2 separate regions of the Homo sapiens genome follow, and region 2 is linked to region 1. Evidence: chromatin loops called from intact Hi-C (ENCODE). Cell type or tissue: sigmoid colon. All regions are shown on one strand.

The links. Peaks named below come from ENCODE experiments on the same cell type or tissue, not always from the same donor. Only the 100,000 strongest peaks of a DNase experiment are listed, where the experiment ranks them.
Region 2: it touches region 1 in a loop (5-fold over the local background); 23 of 110 quality-filtered maps call a loop at or near these places.

The regions. Positions count from the first base shown.
Region 1 is chr4:337,103-345,102 of GRCh38, reverse strand. ZNF141 (zinc finger protein 141) reads right to left here and starts at 7,289. Exons shown (of 4, transcript NM_003441.4): 1 at 7,117-7,289; 2 at 1,195-1,321; 3 at 673-768. The coding sequence starts at 7,119. RefSeq lists enhancers at 7,440-7,539, 6,584-7,544, 7,650-8,000. In sigmoid colon, a CTCF peak has its summit at 4,877; DNase peaks (open chromatin) are centred at 7,422 and 7,992; H3K4me3 peaks cover 2,257 bases; H3K27ac peaks cover 1,315 bases.
Region 2 is chr4:237,983-245,982 of GRCh38, reverse strand. It overlaps the pseudogene ZNF876P. Among named protein-coding and RNA genes, the nearest start is that of ZNF732, 63 kb to the left of the region's middle. In sigmoid colon, CTCF peaks have their summits at 1,333 (motif pointing left) and 3,557 (motif pointing right); DNase peaks (open chromatin) are centred at 1,302 and 3,592; H3K4me3 peaks cover 516 bases; H3K27ac peaks cover 175 bases.

The DNA.
Region 1 (8,000 bases):
AAGAATACTTGAAAAAAATACTTTGACATACAGCTCCTCAGTAACACAAATATTCCAGTGTCTCCAAAAGCAATGGAACAGCAGTCACATCATGCAGCCCCTTATAAGCGATAAAGTGGACATTAGCTCTCCCTGTAAACTTAAAGGGAGATCACTAAAGAAAAAAGAGAATTCTTGGATTTAACAGCATGGAACAGAAGATGCCCCTATTTGTGAACATGAGAAAAAATGCAGCTTTTTCAGAAATTATTTTCACTGGAGCAGAGCTTCCCAAACTACCTGGTTTATTTTTTATTTTATTTTATTTTTTGAGACGGAGTCTAACTCTGTCACCAGGCTGGAGTGCAGTGGTGTGATCTTGGCTCACTGCAACCTCCGCCTCCTGGGTTCAAGTGATTCTCCTGCTTCAGCCTCCCGAGTAGCTGGGACTCCAGGTGCGCACCACCATGCCCAGCTAATTTTTGTATTTTTAGTAGAGACGGGGTTTCACCATGTTGGCCAGGATGATCTCGATCTCTTGACCTCGTGATCCGCCTGCCTCGGCCTCCCAAAGTCCTTGGATTACAGGCATGAGCCACTGCACCCGGCCCCAAACCACATTTTAAGGCCTGGCTTCCTTCTTGACCTTTGGTCCCCTTGCCTGTGCCCTCTCCTCCATTCACTCTCACCTACCTGGGGGTCTGGCTACGATCTTATGTATCTTCACATTGTAGGGCTCTTTTCTTTGCTCCAGACAGGTGACCAGGTCTGGGTTAGAGATAGCAACACCTGTTTTATTTTAAAAAAAATAATAACATGACTATTGATGGGGATTCTCCAATTACCAACCTAGTACTACGCTAAGCAGAATAGAGATATTATGGAAGATTCTAGAAAATTAATCCAAAAATTGTTTCCTGACAGAATCTTTAGAATATTTAAGTATTTTAAATCTGCGGGTTCTAAGTTCCACTACCAAGTACTACCGAATAAAAAATAAGTGGTGCAAATTGGATTTTAAGATGTGGGAAACAATATTTTATGTCATTGAATTTCTAGAATTACCACTAACCTAGAGTGAAGGACTCAAATTAGCTCAAGAAAAGAGAAGGTTTATGTAAAGATAAAACATAAAAGTTCCCAGGAGAAATTCTTCAAAGGAATAAAATAAAGCTCTGAGAAAAATTAGGAATTATGTATTGAAGTTATCCTCACCCAGGGAGACCAGGTTCCTGTAGTTCTCCAACATCACATCTCTATACAAATTCTGCTGGTCAGGGTCCAGGCATTTCCACTCTTCTGGAGAGAATTCTATGGCCACATCCCTGAATGTTAAGAGTTCCTGAAAATACAAATATATCAAGGGACATAGTTCTTTTTTTTTTTTTTTTTTTTTTTTGAGACGGAGTCTCGCTCTGTCACCCAGGCTGGAGTGCAGCGGCGCAGTCTCGGCTCACTGCAAGCTCCGCCTCCCAGGTTCACACCATTCTCCTGCCTCAGCCTCCCAAGTAGCTGGGACTACATGTGCCCGCCACCACGCCCAGCTGATTTTTTGTATTTTTAGTAGAGACGGGGTTTCACCATATTAGCCAGGATGGTCTTGATCTCCTGACCTTGTGATCCGCCCTCCTCGGCCTCCCACAGTGCTGGGATTACAGGCGTGAGCCACTGCGCCCAGCCGAAGGGACATAGTTCTTAATTTGACTACAGGTGAAATGAGTTGAGAGCGCTAGTTCTGACATGTGACTGACTGGGATTATCTGATAAAATAACTTTCAACGCAGTAATATTCTCTAAAGTATTCTATAGCTCTGCAGAAAAAGGATGGCATTCCAAGAGTTTCTGTTGCTGCAATAAAAATAATGGGCTACACTGACCTTCCCCTACCAAAATCAAGCAGAGTAGGCCCTGTGACCTCCTGGAACAAAGGGTGAACTCACCTTTCACTAAAGTATCTGGAAGCCCTCATGCTTCACCCTGGCCTTGCTGTAGAATCATGCAAGGAACTGATTTTAAAACATAAGGACTTTTTTAATCATGCAAGGAACTTTTTAAATACTTTTTTAATCATGCAAGGAACTTTTTTAATACTTTTTTAATCATGCAAGGAACTTTTTTAATACTTTTTTAACCACGCAAGGAACTGATTTTAAAAAATAAGGTCTCAGCCTTGGATCAGGAGATAATTGAAGTAGATCCTGACACTAAGGAAATGCTGAAGCTTTTGGACTTCGGCAGTCTGTTCAACCTTCAGGTCACTCAGCCTACAGTTGGGATGAATTTCAAAATGCCTCGGGGACCTGTTTGAATTTTTTCTGTAGTGCTGTATTATTTTCAATAAATCTGGGACAACAACAATCAAAAATAAAATAAATAAGGACTTTTCACCCAGAACAATGGACAGGATCTGTGGGCAGAACACAGCTGATGGTTTCTCTTCAAACTGTCCATGTGATCCTACTGGAAGACTGGGCTGAGAGTCACTTAGCTAAGCACTGCCTCTCAAGCTTCATTGTACATATACATTATTTGATATTGTAGGCCTCACTGTAAGTAACAAAATTCTGCAGGTTTGAAAAGGGTCCATGAATTAGCTTTTTACAGCAAGTCTCCTGTTAATGCTGACGCTCCTCCCTCTAGACCCATTATAGTACCACTCAGTTAGAGAAAGCAGACACAGCACACAGAGTCCCTTACCCCAACACCGTTATCACAACACAAATACTTTTCATCCCAAGACCACCAATCATCATCTTCAAACATGGCATTCTCTGCAGACCCTATAAGGTTACAGAAGTTGGAGACGGTGGCAATGTCTGAGTAAGTCTGTATCTGAAAAACAACATGTGCATCTGCATTAATGCCATCTTTATGGGGCATGTAATATGTGCTCAGATGTATGTCACAGAGCACTGTGATGGGAAGCTCATATTATGTGTGTTAATTCTCATAACATCCTGGGAGGTAGACACTAGGTGTCCCATACTTCCCAGATTTAAAGGCAGGGCCCAGAATTTCCATTTCCTTTCTGTTTCCCCTGACTTTTTAAAAAAATGTATAGAATAATAGCTAAATATAAATAGATGGGAGAGAGCCAAAGAAAGTGTTAAGTACAATTCAGAGGAATTTTTTTATTTTTGTGTTTGTATTTACTTTGAGACTTGTAAGAAAAAGCCACTGAAACTGCAGGGATAGAGAACAGGTTGCTGGGTGGGATGTCTCTAGAAACATTAGTTTTAATTTTATAGAAAAGATTTAAGGCCCCAAAGTATATAGCTTTTCCCTATTTATTGGCTTTTGGGTTTCAGAAAATTGTGGGCACCAGCTCTGGAGAGGAGACTGGAGTAGCCACCCTAAACTCTGATCTCCTCTATTAATCAGTTCTGTGAGAGATTTCAGTGTTGGCTCAGACCTGGACAAGGATCAGAAGAGGGTAGATCTGGGCAGGGATGGGACAGAAAGTGGGCCCTAGGCTTCTGCTCTCTATGTCACTAAGTACTTTCGGTTTTGTCTTTTCTAAGCCTGCCCAAGAGAAATTTGATTCCCAGAATTTGTGAAATTTTAATCTATTTTAGCCACTTCTCTGTCTTTTGTATAACATACAGTAACAAGGAATTTAACCAAAACCCTTATGTTTCTCTAGAACAATTATATTAGAAGCTAAATATTTATTCTTAGCAAGGTAAACACAATACAAATAATAACAACTTCTCTTCTGTCAATGAATAGCCATTCACATAATGGCATCAAAACTCACAAAACAGGCTGGGCACGGTGGCTCACGCCTGTAATCTCAGCACTTTGGGAGGCTGAGGCGGGTGGATCACAAGGTCAGGAGTTCAAGACCAGCCTGGCCAATATGGTGAAACCCCATCTCTACTACAAAATATAAAAAATCCGCCGGGCATGGTGGCGTGCGCCTGTAATCCCAGCTACTCGGAGGCAGGAGAATTGCTTGAACCTGGGAGGCGGAGGTTGCAGTGAGCCGAGATCGCACCACTGCACCCCAGCCTGGCGACAGAGCGAGATTCTGTCTCAAAAAAAAAAAAAAGAAAAATGTTTTTTTGACCTAAAAGGAAAAAGGTGGGGTAAACATAATATAAGAAGAGAGTTTATTTGGGCCAAAGCTTGAAGATTGCAACCCTGGACTATAAAGCTGCCCTGAATATACACTCCAATTAGAAGCAGTTACAAGTATATTTTTAAAGGCAAAAAGAAAGGCAGACGGAACTGATAGAAAGCTGTCAGAAATTCTTATTGGTTTATAGAAGTAACATTGGTTAGTGATTGGCTATGTACGTTGTTAAGCTATAAGGTGTGGGTTATAGTGTCCAGTATGGCATTATTAGGTTAATTTATATCCACTTGTGGCAATAGCAAACAACTTCAAAAGACAAACAGTTCAAAGAGGGGAACGGTAGGACTGTGGTCTCATTTTAACACATCACTTGGTCTCGTAATTAAAAGAACTTGTATTTCTCAAACAAAAGTTCTGTTCTTCTCTCAAATCCCAGGACATAAACTCAGAATTTGGAACTGCACATTTAAGACTTGGAGGGCTGGTAAGCACATTTGTGGGCATTTGGGCAAGGGGAGAAGGGAGAGAATGGAAGTTCTCAGGTTTAATCAATGCACATGTGTGAACCTCGCTGGATTTATGGGCCCCATGATTTCTGAATCAGTGTCAGATCTGAAGATCATTGGCACACTGAAAGAGGTGGAAAAACTGATCGCTATCCTAAAAAGTCATTTTTGTAGAAATCTAGTCAAACTGCTATAGAAGGGATTGTAGATCCCAAATAGAGAGATCATTTTGTTTGCAGCTTTGGGGAGCACTTTGCTGCACTTCGTGCACTTTGCTGCACAACTGTGGGTTGTGACTGGAATCCTGAGAAAGAAGGTTCTTCTCTAAAACGAAGCCTGGTGGGCACTTTGTGTATAACATCTAGTAATTCTTGACAGCGTGTGGAAAATATAACAGCAAAATCATCTACAATCCTAAAATACTGTCCAAAATAATAGAACAGCAAGAAAATGTGTTGTTAGAGAATTAAACAAAATGTGGTGTGCATTACAGGCAGTCTACTAAGAGACTGCCAAAACAAAGAAAGTCACCATAATTAGCTCTCAAGTAGAAGACTTGACAGTACCATGTATCATACATAGTTTATTACACTTTCACCTAGTAATTTGGGAGGTCATCCGGGTTTCCTAATTGGTAATATTCAAAGGGAAAATAAACTTCCCACAGCTTCAGGACAGGAGGTAGATTTGATATGTGAAGGCAGGTACCTGCTGAAGGCAGCCTCCTACTCTGCTACAGAAATTGCGGAATAGGTTATATATTCTTGCTATGCACATTTCAAAGCAATAGTTTCCATGTCCTAAAGACAATTTTGAGTCAAAAAAGACAAATCACCTAGTTAACAGATTAAAATGAGTTATATATATTTCAAAGAAGCAGAGAAAATATTTAAATATAAAAGTTTTCAAACTAAATGCTTTAAGGGAGAAGAGTAAAAATTCTTTCCTCATTCTAAAGAGAAAGCATTAAGCCTCTTCTGATTTGTATTTGGTCCTACAACAGGCAGGTCTAAAGGCATGGTCTTGAACTCACTAACGTTGAATTCTTGTAGCACATGAGGGATGCACTTGAGCAAACTGTGTGCACAGGAAAGAGGATTTGTGGGGAAGAAAAGAGCAGAAGAAAGGTGCTATCAAGAGCCTTGAGTGGGGGCAAGGCAGGATTGACGAAAGGACTGGTTTGTGCTACAAGTTCAGGCCCAGGCAGGGCTAAGCTCTAACTGATTCCTGAGCCCATAAAGGCAGAGGAGATTAGGATCAGGTGGTCCAAAAGCCTGGGTGGGTGAAGAAAACAGATTCCTGCTACAGATCTGGGGTTAAAATGAACCAGGAGTCTTCTGGGCACTGTGTGTGTTCTTGGGAGAAAAACCTAGGAGCAAAGCTGCCATGGGCACAATTCCTGAGGGTAGAACCCTGTCCTGGGACAAGTGTGGCCGTGCGAATGCCCAATGGGCGGGCTCAGGAGTGGGTTAGCATTGGGTGGGGGCTGGCAGCAGGGTGCAGGGAAGGGATGTTTCTCAGAACTCCTTTCCTCCAAGTTCTCAGCGCCCTCTCTCCCCGGGAGGAGACCTGGAGGAACAGAACAGTGCGCAGCAGGACAGTGCATGTGCAGAACCCGGCTGGTCTCCCGCGGACACCTGCGACTCCCTCCAGCCCAGGCTCAGCCATGTCTTTCTTCTGACAGGAAACGTGAGGAGTTTGCTCAACACCAGTCAATGCTCCGACCCCAACGGGCTGTCCAACAACTCACTAACGACACCACCCGGAGTCAGCACAGACCCCACAAGCTCAGCGCTCTTCCCGCAGCTGCCCCCCTGCAGACGCCAGTCCCTGCCTCTGGACACCCGTCTTCATTTCTGAACACCTGTCTACAAACCAGGGGCCCACACCCTCCTCAAGTTCAATAATATGACAGAACTACTCACAGAACTCAGCGAAGCGCTGTGCGCGCCCACACTAGCGTATTCTAAAAGATGCCACTCAGGAACAGCCACGCGGAGGAGGCGCACAGGGCAAGGAGACTGGTGGGCAAGTTGGAGCGGGCGGGTGATTTGCTTCGCTTCCTCACACACCTCACAAAAGCTTTTCCTTCAAGACCCGCTGGCAGCCCCCAAACCACGAGCCACGGCCGGCGCTGTCCCATTAATGAGTCCCCATTTGCTCACATGAACTCTGTTTTGATGGGGCCTCGATCTCATTCCGAACAGGGTAAAGCAGGGACGGGATCCCCAGACCACAGCTTCTCCCACAGCTCCTCCCACGCCGGCATCGCGCACGCCGCGCGGGCGGCTTCCAGATAAGCTACTCCTCACCCCACAGCCTGGGGAAGGTGCGGGGCTGCGGGCGCAGAGCTGCACAAGGAGGGCTGCAGGCTGGGCCAGAGCCGCTGTGCGGGGACCGACAGGAGCCCAGGTCCCTCACCGGAGGGTACTGAGGCCCCAGGGCTGAGCGGCGGCAGCGGGGACTCCGTTCGCAGACTCGGTCCCGCCGCCATTTCCCGCCAGCTCCGATGAGACCTCCTCAGCCTTGGGACGCCCTGCCCCGCACACTCACCATTTCCCCACTTCTGAAGTATTCGGGAGTCTTAGCTACCAATCATCCAATACCCGCAGGTCACAGAGCGACGGAGGCTGAGCTGTGGCCGAATCACCAAGGCCTCCCACAACTGAGAACGCAGAGAGATGAAGCCCCTAACCCGCGGTCTGGTAGTAGCCAGACGCAAAGACCCGCGCCACATCCCGGAAGCCACCGCCTCCTCTCTGGCTGCGTGCCTGATTGGGCAGTTTTCACTCCAGTGCGCTGATTGGATACGGCTCCAATCTCCCCGCCATCAGACCTTGAGTGACAGAAGTTGCAACCACATACTCCACGGAATGTGGCGAGAGTGACAGCCGGGGGGCCTCCAGGCAGTTTCAGGCGGGGCTTTCTCTTCGTGCTTGGCCTGGCACAGCCCAGGGGTCATTTTTTAACCTTGTGATGTGTAAGGTGACGTCCATTTAGAAATTATACACGCACGCACACACACAGACATATACGCGCGCGCGCACACACAGACGCGCGCACGTACGCAGTCTCACATAAACATACAAAAGTCACAGACACACACACACACACACGCACGCACCCACGCACGCACAGCCCATCCTTCCTCCAAGGCTCGCGAATCATCTCTCCACAAATCCTGCCTTCGGGGCCGCAGCCTGCAGGCCGACCTCAGTCCGTCCTCACAGAGCCTAGTTGGGTGCACAGCTCTCCCTGACGCGCGAGGAGCAGGTTCACGGGAGTCGGTCGCGCATCCCCAGCGCCCTGCGGGCCTCGCACCGGCTGTGGCGGTGACCCCGGTGAGGAGGGCTTTGGTGCGGGTCACCGTTGCTGAGGACACCCTCCTCCCCCGGAAGCGCGGTCCTGGGGGTCTGGGGGGCGGGTCCCTGACCGCT
Region 2 (8,000 bases), 99 kb after region 1:
TAAAACAGAAAGATATTCTGACACATCTTACAAAAACAAAGCCTGAGAACATTACATTATATAAAATAGTCAAAAAGAAACAGACATTATATAATTACACTAATAAGAATATGGAAATCAGCCAAAATTATAGAAACAGTAAGTAAAACGGTGTTCTTCAGGAGCTGAAGAAAAAGAAAAAAAGGGCAGTTTATTGTTTATAACGTATTAAATTTTACTTTTGTAAGATAAAATTAATCTAGAGATCCATTGCAGAAAAAAAAAAAGTAAACGTACTTAATACCACTAGACTGTATGCTTGAAAATCTTTAATGTAGGGAAGAGAGAGATCAGACTGTTTACTGTGTCTATGTAGAAAAGGAAGACATAAGAAACCCCATTTTGATCTGTATTTTGAATAATGATGTTCAAAATTCTCTGTTGGAGAATGTGCAGTAGCAAAAATCAAAAGTTGGAGTGGGGTCAAGTGACCTATTCTATTTAACTTGTGCTCAGTGAATTTTTTCTTCAACTAATTTAATTTTTTAAGTTGCTTCTGGAGTTAATGTTCTTTTACTATTCAATTTCGGATCCCCTCTTTAGAGAACAAATTTGACATGGCATAAGTAGGGACGCCTAGAGTTGGCCAAATTTAATTAATATCTCCTAGCAACTTTTGAAAGTCATTTAATGTTTTTACAGTGAGCCAAGATCCCGCCATTGCACTCCAGCCTGGGTGACAAGAACGAGACTCCATCTCAAAAAAAAAAAAAAAAAAAGAAAAAGAAAAAGAAACTCATTTAATGTTTTAAATGTGTCTTTTCTTATTTCTGTTTTTTGTGGTTTAATTTTCTTTTCCTCTACATGCATCCCTAAGTAATGGAAAGGAGTAGAGGTTTGAATCTTATCAGATGCTCTTGTCAGTCCTGGGTTGGCAACCTCTGCAGAAATGTGTAACAGTCAATTAATTTCTCTCTTGTTTCTGCAGCACACAAAATATCAACATAATGATATAACAGTCTGAAAACTTGTCTGTAACTTGTTGAAGAACTTCAGCTACAAAAGTCTGACAAATAGTTGGACTATTAAGCATTCCCTGAGGCAACACTTTCCACTGAATTCTGGTGGCTGGTTATTATTTATGGCTGGTGTAGTAAAAGCAAATTTTTCAAAATCCTGTTTTGCCAGAGAAATGGTAAAAAAGCAATCCTTCTGATCAATTATAATTAAAGGCCAATCTTTGGTGATCCTGGCCAGATAGGGCAACCTGGGTTGGAGAGCCCCCATGGGTTGAATTACAGCATTAATAGCTCTTAAGTCAGTCAGCATGCGCCATCTGCCGGATTTTTTCTGAATTACAAACAGGAGAATTCCACGGCGAAAATGAAGGCTCACTATGTCCCTTTTCTAATCGTTCCTTTGCGAGTAAGTGTAAAGCCTCCAGCTTTTGTTTTGGTAGAGGCCAATGATTTACCCATACAGGTTTTTCTGTTTTCCAAGTCAACGGAATGGGTTTTGGAGGCTCTAGAGTGGCCACTCCTAAAAAGGATACCGTATTCCTTTTCTTTCTTGATTTCCCTCAACCTCAGTTGGGACTTTAATGCTGCCTCCATTCTTCCCTAGTCCCCTTTTAGGGAGATATCCCATTTTACTCATGATTTTTTTGACTCATGGGGCTGTATAGGGAGGCTGGGATAGTAATCTCTGCATGCCACTGTTCTAACAAGTCTCGGCCCCATAAGTTGATTTGAATAGAAGTGATCATGGGTTGAACTGTACTTTCTTGATTATCAGGTCCTAGACAATGTAAAATCATGGCACTTTGATACACTTCTGAGGCGGTGCCCACACCGACAAATCCTGTAACAGGCTTTTGTTTAGGCCAATTTTTTGGCCATCTATTTAAGGCAATGATAGAGACATCAGCCCCGGTATCCACTAATCTTTCAAACTGCTTTTCCTGAATAGTGACTGTACACACGGGTCTATCCTCTGAGACCCGATTATCCCAATAAGCAGCTTTTCCGGCAGGGTTGGTACTTCCAAACCCTCCTGTTCTGTTTTCTTTTCCCCAATTTGAATATAAGGCAAAAGCAGTATTTGAGCAATTCTATCATCACCTGGATTGTCGCTCCAGGGAACAGTGGAGCTGATCACTAACTGAATTTCCCCTTTATAATTTGAATCAATTACCCCAGTATGAATTTGGACTCCCTTCAAATTTAGACTTGATCTCCCTAAAATAAGGCCTACTGTCCCTTCTGGCAGTGGGCCATATGCCCCTGTAGGAGGAATCTTTTGTTGGGGCTCTCCAGGGAGTAAAGAGACCATTTGAGCGGCACATAAATCTGCTGTGCTGCCTGCTGTGGCAGGGGACAGCTGTTGTATTGTTGTAATCGGTTGACTCCCTGAAGTGGTGGTATTTGCTGTGGGGGTTGTCCCTGAAAACCCTGAGGAACAAACAGCTGAATAAGGAATGCACCAGTTTGTGGCGGGGCCTGAGACTGGCCCCTCTTCCCATTTCCCGACAATGGTTGCCGATTTTTATCAAATTTAGAATGACATTGATTAGCCCAATGTTTTTCTTTTCCACGTCTTGGACACAGGCCAGGTGGCTCTTTATTTTTTGCTGTAATAGCTTATTATATTCTGTTTATTTAGGACTGGGCAGTTCTTTTTTAGATGACCAATTTGAACACAATTATAATATTTTCCCCCAAATGTTCTAACTTGTCCTCCTAAAGTGACCCCCGTCATTGCTCGAGCCATTAGCATAGCCTTATGCATAGCTCCTCCAATCCCATCACAAGCCTTCACATATTCTATAATTACATCAATTCCTGCTGGAACTTTTCCTTTTAATGGCTTTATGGCCAACTGACATTCTGGATTTGCATTCGATAGGCCATTAATTCTACAATAACTTTTTGGGTGTTATCATCTGTAATAGATTTTTGAGCAGCATCTTGCAATCTTGCCACAAAGTCAGGATATGGCTCTTTAGAGCCTTGTCTAATTGAATTAAAAGAAGGGCAGGCTGTTCCTGGGTCCTGAATTTTTTCCCAGGCCCTGAGGCAAATAGCCCTTACTTGTTCAATAGCCTCATTCTGCATTACTGATTTTTGGTTAATGGTGCTCCACTTTGGACCTGTTCCTAACAATTGGTCTACATCTATATTAACAGTGGGATTTGTAGCCTGATTTTTTCGTACCTGTTCTTGTACTCCATTCCATCAATCCACCAGGTTTTAAACTGTAAATGAGAGGGTGAAAGGGAAGATTTAGCCAAAATTTCCCAATCATAAGGAATAAGTCTATTTCCATGAACAATGGAATCTAATAATGTTCTCATGTAAGGGGAGTTGGGTCCATATTGTTTATAACTCCTTTCTTCATATCTTTTAACATTTTCAAGGTGAAAGATTCATATCTAGCCTCAGCTTGGGTAGGCACTCCTACTTGTCTCTTCCCCGGCTGGTACCGGTTGTAAAATTACTGGGAACTGCCATGCCTCAAGATCTCCCTGTTTTCTGGCTTAATCAATGATTTCATACAGTGTGCTACATTGTCCACTAGGTGGTGCTGTAGGATTAAGCGCCACCGCCGTGGGTTGCTGAAGCTGAGATAAGAGGCATATTTACTTTCAGTTTGTCCCATCGTTACCCTGGGTTCCTTTGAGCGCACAAGCTTACCGCAAGGCTGACCGTGGATGTACTCAGGAATCTCTCGTCGACTTGTCCTCACTGCTCATGTTCTTAGCGTACCTTCACCCTAGAGAAAGGCACCCACGTTGGGTGGCAGATGAAGGCGTGGCCTGCCCCTCCACACCTGTGGGTATTTCTCATCAGGTGGTATGAGAGACTGAGAAAAGAAATAAGACACAGACACAAAGTATAGAGAAAGAACAGTGGGCCCAGGAGACCGGTGCTCAACATACGGAGGACCTGCACCGGCACCAGTCTCTGAGTTTCCTCAGTGTTTGTTTATTAATTACTATTTTCACTATCTCAGCAAGGGGAATGTGGCAGGAAAACAGGGTGACAGTGGGGAGAAGGTCAGCAAGAAAACATGTGAGCAAAGGGATCTGTGTCACAAATAAGTTCAAGGGAAGGTACTATGCCTGGATGTGCACGTAGGCCAGATTTATGTTTCTCTCCACCCAAACATCTCAGTGTAGCAAAGAGTAACAGAGCAGCATTGCCACCAGCATATCTTGCCTCCAGCCACAGGGCGGTTTTCTCCTATCTCAGAATAGAATAAATGTATGATCGGGTTTTACACTGAGACATTGCGTTCCCAGGGGCATGCAGGAGACAGAGGCCTTCCTCTTATCTCAACTGCAAGAGGCCTTCCTCTTTTACTAATCGTCCTCAGCACAGACCCTTTATGGGTGTCAGGCTGGGGGATGGTCAGGTCTTTCCCTTCCCACGAGGCCATATCTCAGGCTGTCTCAGTTGGGGGAAACCTTGAACAATACCCAGGCTTTCTTGGGCAGATGTCCTTGCGGCTTACCGCAGTGCATTGTGCCCCTGGTTAATTGAGAATGGAGAATGGTGATGACTTTTACCAAGCATACTGCCTGTAAACATATTGTTAACAAGGCATGGCCTTCACAGCCCTAGATCCCTTAAACCTTGATTCCATACAGCACATGTTTCTGTGAGCACAGGGTTGGGGCTAAAGTTACAGATTAACAGCATCTCAAGGCAAAACAATTGTTCAAAAGACAGATCAAAATGGAGTTTGTTATGTTTTCCTTTTCTACATAGACACAGTAACAGTCTGATCTCTCTTTCTTTTCCCTGGCATTTTCATGTTTTTCATCACAATTAAATATTTAGATCTACCTAAAAAGGTTACAGTCTTTAAAAATCACCTTCAAGTAAGAAAAGTGTTTCTCTCACAGAATAACATAATAAAATAATAGATGGTAATTTTACACTGACTACTCACCCACACAAGAAAACAATGATGAACACCCAAGTAAATAAATACTTTATTTATTTATTTATTTTTTTGAGATGGAGTCTTGCTCTGTCACCCAGGCTGGAGTGCAGTGGTGCGATCTCGGCTCACTGCAAGCTCCACCTCCCGGGTTCACGCCATTCTCCCGCCTCAGCCTCCTGAGTAGCTGGGACTACAGGCAACCACCACCACGCCTGGCCCAATTTTGTTTTTGTATTTTTAGTAGAAATGGGGTTTCCCCATGTTAGCCAGGATGGTCTCGATCTCCTGACCTTGTGATCCGCCCGCCTCGGCCTCCGAAAGTGCTGGGATTACAGGCGTGAGCCACTGTGCCTGGCTGATAAATAATTTATAAACAACGTAGGGGCAATATATATACAGGCAAATACCACATAGATAACTTTCTTGGCAAGAGAAATGTCTGATTTATATATATGTTTTTTAATTTGCTCGAAGTGAAACCCAATGATATTTATTTGAATTAAACACCACATGGTCATAAGAGGTAGAGAGGTTGTTGTTGTTGTTGTTGTTTTGAGACATTGTTTCACACTTGTTGCCCAGGCTGGTGGGCAATGTTGCAATCTTGGCTCACTGAAACCTCCGCCTCCTGGGTTCAAGTGATTCTCCTGCCTCAGCCTCCCAAGTAGCTGGGATTACAGGCATGCGTCACTACGCCTGGCTAATTTTGTGTTTTTAGTAGAGACAGGGTTTCTCCACATTGGTCAGGCTGGTCTTGAACTCCTGGCCTTATGATCTGCCCGCCTTGAGTTCCCAAAGTGCTGGGATTACAGGCATGAGACACTGCCCCTGGCCAAGGTACAGGGTTTAAAGTTACCATACAAATATAAAGATTAAAAACAAACCACTAAAATGGGGTTGAAAACAAGAATAAAAATTTCTGACCTTTAAAATATTGAATATCATATAGATGTATCATAAAAACAATCCTTTACAGTTTTCAACTGTGACTATGTACTTATGAAGAGCTGGCATTTTGAATCTTTGGCATTCAAGGTACAGCAATAAAAGAAAATAATCTCAATAATTAATAAAATGCTCTGATGAGAATGAGGCATTTCAATACATTTACTTATTCCACAATTTGAAAATTTAAGCATTTTATTTCAGACATTTTGAATTTGAAATAAAAAATATTTGACACAGAACAATCAAAGTAAAACATACAAGGGGAGTGACATAGCAAGATGGCAGAATAGGAGGTTCTCTACCTAAATCTTATATGGTTATAAAAAAATGCAGCAGTTATGCCCTGGCAAATGAACCTTTATAGGAACTTTGGAATCCATGTCAAAAGGTGTAAACCCAAGACAGGAGGGCTGTATTGAGAGGGCATGCCCTTGCTTGAGTGGCATGCTTGCCCATCATAGTCCCAGCTACAAAATAAAATATGATTAATTCTCATTGTAAGTATAGCTGTAGGCCATTTGGTTTTGTTTATGCCACTAGCACCATCTGCCAAGACACCAAGGAGGATTCATAATGTCCTGTGTCTCAGGTGAAAGGACTTTAGATGTTGCTCCTCTCTGTAGTCTCCTAATTAGCCCCTTGCACACATCTATCATGATGTGGAAGAAATCCTGCACATGCAGGAACCGACAGAAACATCCATCTGTGCCCCTGGATGTAGGCTTGCCGATATTTATTTAATGGTGGATCTTGATGTGGCACTATCATCTGGCTCCCAGTCCATGAAACCAAAGTCCAGAAGCAGTTTTTCCTAACCTGGGACCTGCCAAAAAACACACCTATATGTGCCCCTGTAGGCATGCTGGCTGACTTTATTCCCACTGTGAATCTTGAAGCAGTCCTAAAACCCAGCTCCAGTCCCAAAACCTACCTCCAGTCCCAAAACCTACCTCCAGTCCCTGTCAACTAAAGTCTGGGAGCAGTCCTGCCCACCCAGGAATCTGGAGGGAGAAATGCCGTGAACCCAGAAACAAACCTGAAGACTTTGGTCTCAGCTGTGTATCCTGAAGCAGCCCTATGAATCAGTTCCACACCCTCTCAGCTGTGACCAAGGGTCAGTACTTCTCATCTAGGAATCTGTCCAATGACTGGGTTAGAAGATTTCTAAAAACCCAGCAAGAGCCACACAGCAGAAGCCATACCTGCTCACATGGATTATATCAGCTCTGTCATCTGCATATACAACTGGAGACTTTTTTTTCTCAGCACCAGTCTTACTGATCAAGATCCTGAAGAAAGTTCAGTCTTCCTAGAAAATAGACAGAATCCACAACAGTCTGATGCCCTAATAACAGGTCTGCCAAGCATGAACTTCACTGTGATCCAGATCCAATGCACCTTACTGCAAACTCACTGGAAATCTCATCAGCACAGAGATCCAATAGGAGAAAATATTTACCACCCCAAACTAATCTATAATGACTGCAAGAGATATTTACTCCTTCAGATGCAAGGACATAAAAACAAGGCATCACAGACCATGAAAGATCAGGCAAATGTAACACCACCAAAAGAAACTAAAAATTCTCTAGTAACCACTTACAGTAAAACACAGATCTAAAAAATGGCTAAGAATTCAAAATAATTATCTTAAAGAATCTCAATGAGATGCAAAAAAACCACACATTACTAAATTTTTTTTGCAACAACGTATGAACAGAATCACAATTATAATAAAGAGAAACCATTAAAACAGAACCAGTTAGATATGCTGGAGCTGAAGTACACAATAGGAGATCTAAAATATTTAAGAGAAAGCTTTAACAGGAGACTCCGTTATACAGGAAAAAAAAAATCAGCAAATGTAAAAGTTATTTGAAAGTTCCTAGTTAGAATTTAAAAAAAGAATGCGAGTGAATAAAGCATTTGTCCCCCATATTTCATAATCAATGGTAAGGATGTACAATTTTAGGAGGTTCATGAGAAAGAAAAAAATTTTTAAATTGTTTAAAGATATAATGTCTTAAATTCTTCCCAATCTTGGAAGGAATATAGATATTAAATTTAAAAGCTCAAAATGTCTATAGCAAGAAGAATCTAACAGAAATTGTCCAGAACACATTATA